Linked DNA regions of Homo sapiens: region 1 is linked to region 2. A link is a contact called in ENCODE Hi-C or POLR2A ChIA-PET data. All regions are on one chromosome and are shown on one strand. Each heading gives the region's core, a stretch centred on a gene start or an enhancer-like site at or near the end of the contact. The rest is flanking DNA. Distances are from core to core; before and after follow the strand shown. Region 1 has its middle 41 kb from the start of MIR3122. Region 2 has its middle 98 kb from the start of LINC02608.

Region 1 (4,321 bases), core at 204-2,703, 67 kb after region 2:
AGAAAGGAATCTGTCAGAAAGTTCCCCCAGTGTAGTGATGACCATTACCCAACACAGTGATGTCCAGACTATCACATAGAAGAGGTCCACACCTGTGGTCATAAGTGGTTTGGGTCTTAGACTGGCACAAACCAGAGGTCAGCAGGTGGAGGATGGGCCAACTGACAGAGGCAGAGACTGTGGGGCTCTAATCACTGCTGTGCTATAAAGTTCTTATGACCATTCAGTGCAAACCACTCAATCTCATTGGATTCCAATTCCTTTACTTATTTATTTATTTATTTTGAGACGGAGTTTCGCTCTTGTTGCCCAGGCTGGAGTGCAATGGCGCAATCTTGGCTCACCGCAACCTCTTACTCCTGGTTTTAATCAATTCTCCTGCCTCAGCCACCGGAGTAGCTGGGATTACAGGCATGCGCCACCACGCCTGGCTAATTCTGTATTTTTAGTAGAGACGGGGTTTTTCCATGTTGGTCTCGAACTCCCGACTGCAGGTGATCCACCTGCCTTGGCCTCCCAAAGTGTTGGGATTACAGGCGTGAGCCACTGTTTCTGGCCCCAATTCCTTTATTTCATAAGCATATTTAATATGAGAGAAATTGAATTCCTAAGAAAAAATCCCAAGGAATCAATAGGATATACTTTTAAAGAAAAAGGTGGGTCAGCATATAGGAAATTAAGATATTAATGGCTACTCACCTAGAGCCCAGACTTGGGGGATCTGGATGGGTCTAAGGAAGACTGGAGATTTAAGGGAACCAGATCTACTATCCAAGAGCCATGAGTATCCCCAGGGCTGAGTCTGGTTCTATCTGTTTAGCAGAAATTAACCCAAAGGCTGGTCTCAAAGGTTCTCAGGGCCAGTTAGCTCAAGTTTCCAGAGCACTGTGCTCAAAGGATCACAAGTTTGACCTTTGTGATTATGCGACAACTAATGTCACTCTGTTTTCACATTAGACTGAGCCCTAGCTGTAGCCAGGAGCATCACTGGGGACACATGGAGGACTGGCTGGGAGAGTGTGAGTGGCATCCCTGCCTTTGGAAACCAGCTCAAAGTCCACTCTAGCTCAAACTGCTCACTTTAACAAACACCTCAAGTTTGTGTGTGTTCCGCATGTCACCATCATTTTAGGTAATTTTCAAAGAACAAGTGAGCAGCGAAAGAATACAAGGCTCACTCCTAAGGGACTTCAGGCTGAGGCACTAGCCCAGCTGGGATGACCAATGAGATTGACTCCTTCAAGAAGTAAGAACTCCTTTAAGAAGTAAAGACTCCATTCTCCCTGTCTTCGGTGAAGTCACATAACTCGTCTTTCTCACAGGGCCTGCCTCTCTGGGCACCTCAGCCAGTGCCTGCAGGGCTGGTTATCCAAGCTCACACTGAGAGCTGTCGCTGAGTGTCAGGCACACAGAACCAGAGGGCTGGGCCTTTGACAGCAGCTCCAAAAATAAGGTGCCAGGCCCTGCTTCTCACTTTCCCCTTGTGCCCTGTGAGCTGCTGGCATTGCCTTTGGAGCCATTACTCAGCAGGCTGAATGTAGCAGAAATAGGATGCTGCTTTGACTCAGGAGCCCAGATTCTTTCTCGGGCTGAGTCCTGCAAGCCTGTCTCTTGCACTGCAGTGGAGGGCCCTGGCAGGGCTATGTGGGGACATAACCTGGCCTCTCACTCTCACTTCCTGGCAGGGCAGTAATCCAGGACAGCGTTTTGCTGCTAACTATCCCTGGGCTTTTGCAGGTGTCTCTGTGCCCCTGGGCTGTACAGCACCAGCTATCTGGTGAACACCCTTTCCTTACCTCCTCCATTCTTTTCACACACACTCCTTCCCCCTTCTCATCCTAAATGAAAACCTGGCCTGCCACCAGGCCCCATCTCTCTTCCTCAGGGTCAGAACAGGCTGACATTCTCCAACCTCCTGACCCCAGCTTCTCCAGACCCCGGCTTCCCCACCCTTCTTGGGCACATCATCCTGTTTTACTGCTGGCTCAGTCCACTCAACTGTTCGCTGGTGTCCAGCACATTCTCTTGCCCTCCTCAGTGGCTTAACACCTGCCTTGTAGCTTTCATGACAACTTCCTCTTCTGTCACCTGTTTTTTTACTTTTCTGGTATCTTAGCTTCACTATTGTTTTCTAAAACCTACAAATAACATCTGCCCAACCTGTCATTCACTGTAACAAATATACTTTGGACATGGGCATCAGAATGGCCCATATCATACCAAATTCTTACAACCCTACTCTGACCACAAACATCTTAGCTTCTTTCTACCTGTCTGCTTCAGGTAATTCTTCCTCACCTGCTCACCCTTCCCAGAATCTCTTGCACCCTCCACATCCAGCCTGGATCCCTTGGCCTGCCGTTTCCAGGGTGCCCATGGGTCCCGCATACTTTCACTCTTCCCTGGGTCGCCTGTGCTGACTTCCCACCTTGGGTAATCCCTACCTCAGTTTTCTTTGGCTCTGCTCCCAGATTGCTGAGTGCAGCTGAAAACGTACAAGCTCTCTGTGGTGTTGGAGCCTTCAACAACCCATTCCATTAAGACCATGTGTGTCTGACTGTCTTCCCCACCATTTGCACTTCAAGGTAGGGACTTTAGCACCCCCAGGATAATCATAAAAAGTTAAAATGTAGTACACGACTGACACTTGCCTAGGCACCTTACATATATAGTAATTTATTTAATCCTCCGATGACAACAGAGAAAGCACTGTTATCACCTTTCCTGTTTTTCAGTGAGGACACTGGGGCTCAGAGAAATGAAGTAACTTGCATAAGGTCACAGGATCAGTAGATAGCAGAGTCAAGATTATGGTATCTGGGTGACACATTTATACTGTTCTCTTCTTAAGAGCTCTGTGGAAAGTTTGCTGACTTTCATCAGAGCTTCTGCTGCAGCTAGCAATCTTTTAAATCATCCCCAGTTCACTCTTAATTGGACGTATGTATATTTCTTTTTTTTTCTTTTTTGAGATGGAGTCTTGCTCTGTCGCCCAGGCTGGAGTGCAGTGGGGTGATCTTGGCTCACTGCAACCTCTGCCTCCCGGGTTCAAGTGATTCTCCTGCCTCAGCCTCCTGAGTAGCTGGGATTACAGGTGCGCATCACCATGCCCGGCTAATTTTTGTATTTTTAGTAGAGACGGGGGTTTCACCATGTTGGCCAGGCTGGTCTCAAACTCCTGACCTCGTGATCTGCCCGCTTTGGCCTCCCAAAGTGCTGGGATTACAGGCGTGAGCCACTGTACCCAGTGGATGTATGTATATTTCATTTCTGACTCTTTAATACTTCTGGTAAATTTAGACCAGAGATCATTGCTCTCTGGTCCCAGTGGGCATCTAGACTCTCAGGGCAACCTTCCATGCTCTTCTTCCTTGTGTTTGACTGAACTAGCTCCCAGATGAGCTTCCCTCAGGGCCCCATGTGCCACAACCCCAGATACCTCCACTGTTCAGCGGGGCTGTGCTGTCCCAGTTCCCATTCTCTAGGGAAGAGAGAAGACATTACAATTGTCATGATGGTTATTTAAAGTCATTTCCATGTCAACAGGCTTTGGAAGCTGGGACTTAAATCCCCCCTCTGCCACTCACTACCTTCCATGGGCAAATCACTTAAATTCAAAGAGATTTAGTTTCTTTCTCTCTTCTCCTCTCTCTCTTTCTTTTCATTCTTTTTTTAAAGGAAGTCTTGCTCTGTTGCCCAGGCTAGAATACAGTGGCACGATCTTGGCTCACTTCAACCTCCGCCTCCCGGGTTCAAGCGATCCTCCCGCCTTAGCCTCCTGAGTAGCTGGGATTATAGGCACGTGCCACCATGCCTGGCCAATTTTTGTATTTTTAGTAGAGATGGGGTTTCACTATGTAGGCCAGGCTGGTCTCAAACTCCTGACCTCAAGTAATCCACCCCCTGGCCTCCCAAAGTGCTGGGATTACAGGTGTGAGCCACTGTGACTGGCCTAGATTTAGTTGCTTTATCTGCAAAGTGAGAATAATAATGATACTCTTATTAGGGTTATATTTATTAAAGAGCCTTGCACAGAGCCTGGCTCATATTAGGCACTGTAAATATTAGTTCTTTTTCCTTCTCTTACCCCCACACCCCTCTCCTGTCAATTCATTCTCTGCAGATGACCTTTTAGGGTGAATTCTCTCAATTCCCTTGTATTTCTATCAAAAATTTCTCATTTATAGTACAAGTTTCTTAAAAATGAGTTGGCACTTTTAAGGCAATTGCCTTTATCAGACCCTTTGTCACAGTAATTCCACTTCTAGGAATCTATTATGAAGAAGTAGTTGGAAATGTGTGTATTCTATGTATAATATTC
Region 2 (4,571 bases), core at 1,044-3,543:
GGGTCCTTTTTACCTTGGCAGAGCAATACCATTAGCAAAAAAGGATGTGTTTGATAATTTAATTACTCCCATGGATAAAGTACCAATAGAACTTAGTACGCACTTAAAGTTACACAAAAACAATATATGTGCAACACAAATTTGAATGTAACACCAATGCCTACATGGAGAATTCTTTAGCACAACCAGGTGAGTCTCACAGCCTTTGGCCCTATAAGTTATCATGTTCTTCCCCTTCTTGCACCCTCTGACCCCTTCCTGTATGTGGTTCACCCTGCATGACTCACTGAGCAGGTACTGACATTTCTAGTAGTCTTCTTTTTTCCTTCTGCAGATCCTTACAAACGCATTTCTTACTTTTTTTTTTTTTGAGACGAAGTCTCACTCTGTTGCCTCAGCTGGCGTGCAGTGGCATGATCTCAGCTCACTGGAACCTCCACCTCCCATGTTCAAGCAATTCTCCATCCTCAGCCTCCAGAGTAGCTGGGATTATAGGTGTGCGCCACCATGCCCAGCTAATTTTTGCATTTTTCGTAGAGACAGAGTTCCACCATGTTGGCCAGGCTGGTCTCGAACTCCTGACCTCAGATGATCTGCCCGACTCGGCCTCCCAAAGTGCTGGGCCTATAGGTGTGAGTCACTGCGCCCGGCCGCATTTCTTATACTTATTCATCATTTACTATGCTCTTTTCTCTCATATGCTTCACCGTACTCACAGCACGTTAGTCCCGGCACTTTCCGCAACAGACTTGTTACTTTTCCAGGCCCTTTTGCCCTCAGCCCTGAAGCCCACTGGGCCCGGCTGGTGCTGGTGCTGCTTCTCTGGCAGCTGCTGCCTCCTGTCTCTGAGCTCCCTGATACTGGAAAGAACCCTCCCAAGGCTTCCTTCTGGCATGTGGAGGCATCTTCAGCCAATTCCATGTGGCAAGTGAATCTATTTATACCTTTTGGAAACCTCATCATTTGGGCAGGAAGTGACCAACTTCCTGGCAAAGAACTCCCAAGAACATCTTCCCAAAGGGAAAAGAGAGAAAACATATCTCTGACGTACATGTATGGTTTCCTCACTTTTAACTGGTCCTGCCCCAGCCCAGCGGTGCGCCTCCAGGCTGAAGAGCCTCTGCTAGGGACAGAAGCCCACCCTGGCTCAAGGACTTAGATGCAGCAGGTGTTTAGTCAGCCTTGATTGAATTGAGTTGAATTTCTTGTGGCTGGAAAACTGTTTCCTATTTATTTTCTTCTCCTGCCAATCCTTTCACAGGGCACTGTCAAATATTGGCCAATGCGGCTGGGTGCAGTGGCTCACACCTGTAATTCCAACACTTTGGAAGGCCGAGATGGGCAGATCACAAGGTCAGGAGATCGAGACCATCCTGGCTAACACGGTTAAACCCTGTCTCTACTAAAAATACTAAAGATCACCTTTTGAGGGCCGGGAGCAGTGGCTCACGCCTGTAATCTTAGCACTTTGGGAGGCTGAGGCGGGTAGATCATCTGAGGTCAGGAGTTTGAGACCAGCCTGGCCAACACGGTGAAACCCCGTCTCCCCATCTCTACTAAAAATACAAAAATTAGCTGGGCATGGTGGCAGGCCACCTGTAATCCCAGCTACCTGGGAGGTTGAAGCAGGAGAATCACTTGAACCCGGGAGGCGGAGGTTGCAGTGAGCTGAGATTGTGCCACTGCACTCCAGCCTGGGTGACAAGAGTGGGACTTCATCTCAAAAAAAAAAAATCACTTTTTGCTACAACTGAGGATTCAGTGTATGTCAGAATACTCACTGCTGACTCAAGGGGTTCACATTATGGGTACAGAGAGCGACGTAAACTTTCTTCTAGATAGAGGAGGAAATAATATGACATGGAGCCAGCACCCACCACCCCCACCCTAAACAAATCAACAAAAAAACTCCTGTGTTGACTGGAACACATGAGAACTTTGTCTCTAGAGTATGTAAGAGATGGCTTTAGGGGTCTATAAACAGGCCGTTTCTAGATGGTGATGTATTATAGAAGGACCGAAAACTGGTGCTGCCTCTATGAGTGCTGTAAATGCTGTGAGAACTTAATATTTTGGCAATGACTGCAGGTGAAATTACTGCTTACTTTGGTATCATTTTCAGTTTTACAATACATATTTTTTCAAATCTGCTACACCAAATTCTAATAGTCAAAGATGTGCCTCCAACACGAAAAGAAAAAAAAAAGATTAAGAACCACCACACTACTACCTTACAGGACTCAGCAGGACTAGCCCCAGGGACGAAACTGAAACAGGAGAGTTGGTCTCCAGAGAATACTTCCTTCTTCCTGCTACGACCTTCTTGCCTACTGTTGCTGGCTTCATCTCAACAATGCAGAAAGCTTACTGTTCAACCATTCTTTCTCCCAGGGTTAACGGTTTCAAGGTACAGTCCTGCTAATGTTAATGTGATTGGCCCTCCCTCACATTTAATGTTAATGTGATTGGCCCTCCCTCACATTTAATGTTAATGTGATTGGCCCTCCCTCACATTCACTGTACATTTTCATGATGGTTCTCTGGTGCTTGTTGGGGTAGACACTGACAGGTGAGGAAACCTTTGTGTGGGAAGCACTTCTGCACAGTTAAGGCCTCGGGACCCTCCTATTTTATCCTGGCGGGCTGGCTTTTTTCTCTATGCAAGTGGTGCTCACTACTGCTATTGGTCTGATGGACTGACCCGTTGACTGAATTTCTGGGTGACAAACGAAGGTCCAAGGTTGATTTTTTATTTTATTTTGAGACAGAGTCTCACTCTGTCACCCAGACTAGAGTAGCACAATCTCGGTTCACTGCAACCTCTGCCTCCTGGGCCCAAGCAATCCTCCTACCTCAGCCTTTCCAGTAGCTGGGACCACAGGTGTGTGCCACCATGCCTTCATTTTTTTTTTTTTTTTTAAATAAAGGCAAGGTCTCACTATGTTGCTGAGGCTGGTCTCAAACTCCTGGGCTCAAGCGATCCTCTTGCCTCAGCCTCCTAAAGTGCTGAGATTACAGGTGTGAGACACTGTGCCTGGCCAGTTTTCTTTATATTTACTCTGCTTGGAGATTATTGAGCTTCTTGTATGCGTGAGTTTATGGTTTTCATCAATTTGGGGAAATTTTCAGCCATTATTTTTTCAAAAAAAATTTCTTATTCCCCTCTTCTGGGACTTAAATTCCATGTTAAACTGCTTAATATTGTCTCTCAGGTAACTGAAGCTCACTCTCTTTACCTCTCTCTCTTTATTTTTTGTTTCTTTAGTTGTTTTTCTCTAGACAGTTTCTATTGCTATGTTTTCAATTTATTGATCTTTTCTTTTGCATCGTCCAATTTGTTCTTAATCCCATGCAGTATACTTTCCATTTCAAATGTATTTTTCATCTCTAGGAGTTTCGTTTGGATCTTTTTTGTATCTTCAGTTTATCCTTTCATTGTGTTCATGTTTTCTATCTATTTTTATTTTCTTTTTTGAGACAGAGTCTCTATCGCTCAGGCTGGAGTGCAGTGGTGGTGTCTCAGCTCACTGCAACCTCCGCCTCCGGGGTTCAAGCAATTCTCATGCCTCGGCCTTCCAAGTAGCTGGGATTACAGGTGCATGCCACCACGCCCAGCTAATTTTTGTATTTTTAATAGAGTCGGGACTTCACTGTATTGGCCAGTCTGGTCCCGAACTCCTGGCTTCAAGTGATCCACCCGCCTCTGCCTCCTGACCTCAAGTGATCCACCCGCCTCTGCCTCCTGACCTCAAGTGATCCACCCGCCTCTGCCTCCCGACCTCAAGTGATCCACCCGCCTCTGCCTCCTGACCTCAAGTGATCCACCCGCCTCTGCCTCCCAAAGTGCTGGGATTACAGTCGTGAGCCACCACACCTGGCTCAGGTTTTCTATCTTCCTCAGCATGTGAAGCATGCTTATAGTAGTTGTTTTTAAGGTTCTTATCTGCTAATTTCATCATCTCTGCCACTTCTGGGTCTGTTTTTACTGACTGACTTTTCTCCTAGTTATGGGTACTATTTTCCTATTGTGATGCATGCTTGGCAAGCTTCGACTGGTCGCTGGATATTGTGAATTTTACCTTGTTGGATACTAGATTTTGTTGTAATCCTTTAAATAATGCTCTACTTTGTTCAGTTAAGTTACTTAGATTTAATCTGATCCCTTCAAGGCTTGCTTTTAAGCTTTGTTAGGGTGGGTCCAGAGCAACAGGTAGTCTAGGGCTTATTTAGCCCCACCACCATGACCATACCCTTCTGTGGACTCTACTTAATGCTCTGTGTGTGATGAGGTCTTTCCACTCTGCCTAATGGGAACTGAATTCCGTGACCTTCAGGAATTTGGGGTGTTCTTGCTTTCTTTCTTTCTTTCTTTTTTTTTTCTGAGACGGAGTCACTGTCGCCCAGGCTGGAGTCAGTGGCGCGATCTCGGCGCACTACAACCTCCGCCTCCCAGGTTCAAGCGATTCTCCTGCCTCAGCCTCCTGAGTAGCTGGGACTACAGGCGCATGGCAACACGCCTGGCTAATTTTTGTATTTTTAGTAGAGACGAGGTTTCACCATATCGGCCAGGC

Evidence for each region. Hi-C counts contacts between places; a loop is a spot of excess contacts on that map. ChIA-PET counts read pairs that join two places held with the same protein, here RNA polymerase II (POLR2A). Pooled maps may share reads with other maps.
Region 1: a map of naive thymus-derived CD4-positive, alpha-beta T cell shows a loop between it and region 2 (2.0-fold over the local background). The contact joins two enhancer-like sites. A Hi-C loop is called at or near these places in 1 of 168 maps with a recorded cell type or tissue (naive thymus-derived CD4-positive, alpha-beta T cell) and 1 of 50 pooled maps. POLR2A ChIA-PET finds 5 or more read pairs at or near these places in 5 of 52 experiments (A673, AG04450, CD4-positive, alpha-beta T cell and 2 more).

Annotation. Positions count from the first base shown.
Region 1 is chr1:212,116,788-212,121,108 of GRCh38, reverse strand. No RefSeq gene overlaps it. Among named protein-coding and RNA genes, the nearest start is that of MIR3122, 41 kb to the right of the region's middle. Within about 2 kb of position 1,453, at least 6 of the 41 ENCODE cell types and tissues checked have a DNase peak (open chromatin) inside an H3K27ac peak, as active enhancers do.
Region 2 is chr1:212,184,498-212,189,068 of GRCh38, reverse strand. No RefSeq gene overlaps it. Among named protein-coding and RNA genes, the nearest start is that of LINC02608, 98 kb to the left of the region's middle. RefSeq lists enhancers at 2,058-2,117, 2,168-2,217, 2,168-2,462. Within about 2 kb of position 2,293, at least 4 of the 41 ENCODE cell types and tissues checked have a DNase peak (open chromatin) inside an H3K27ac peak, as active enhancers do.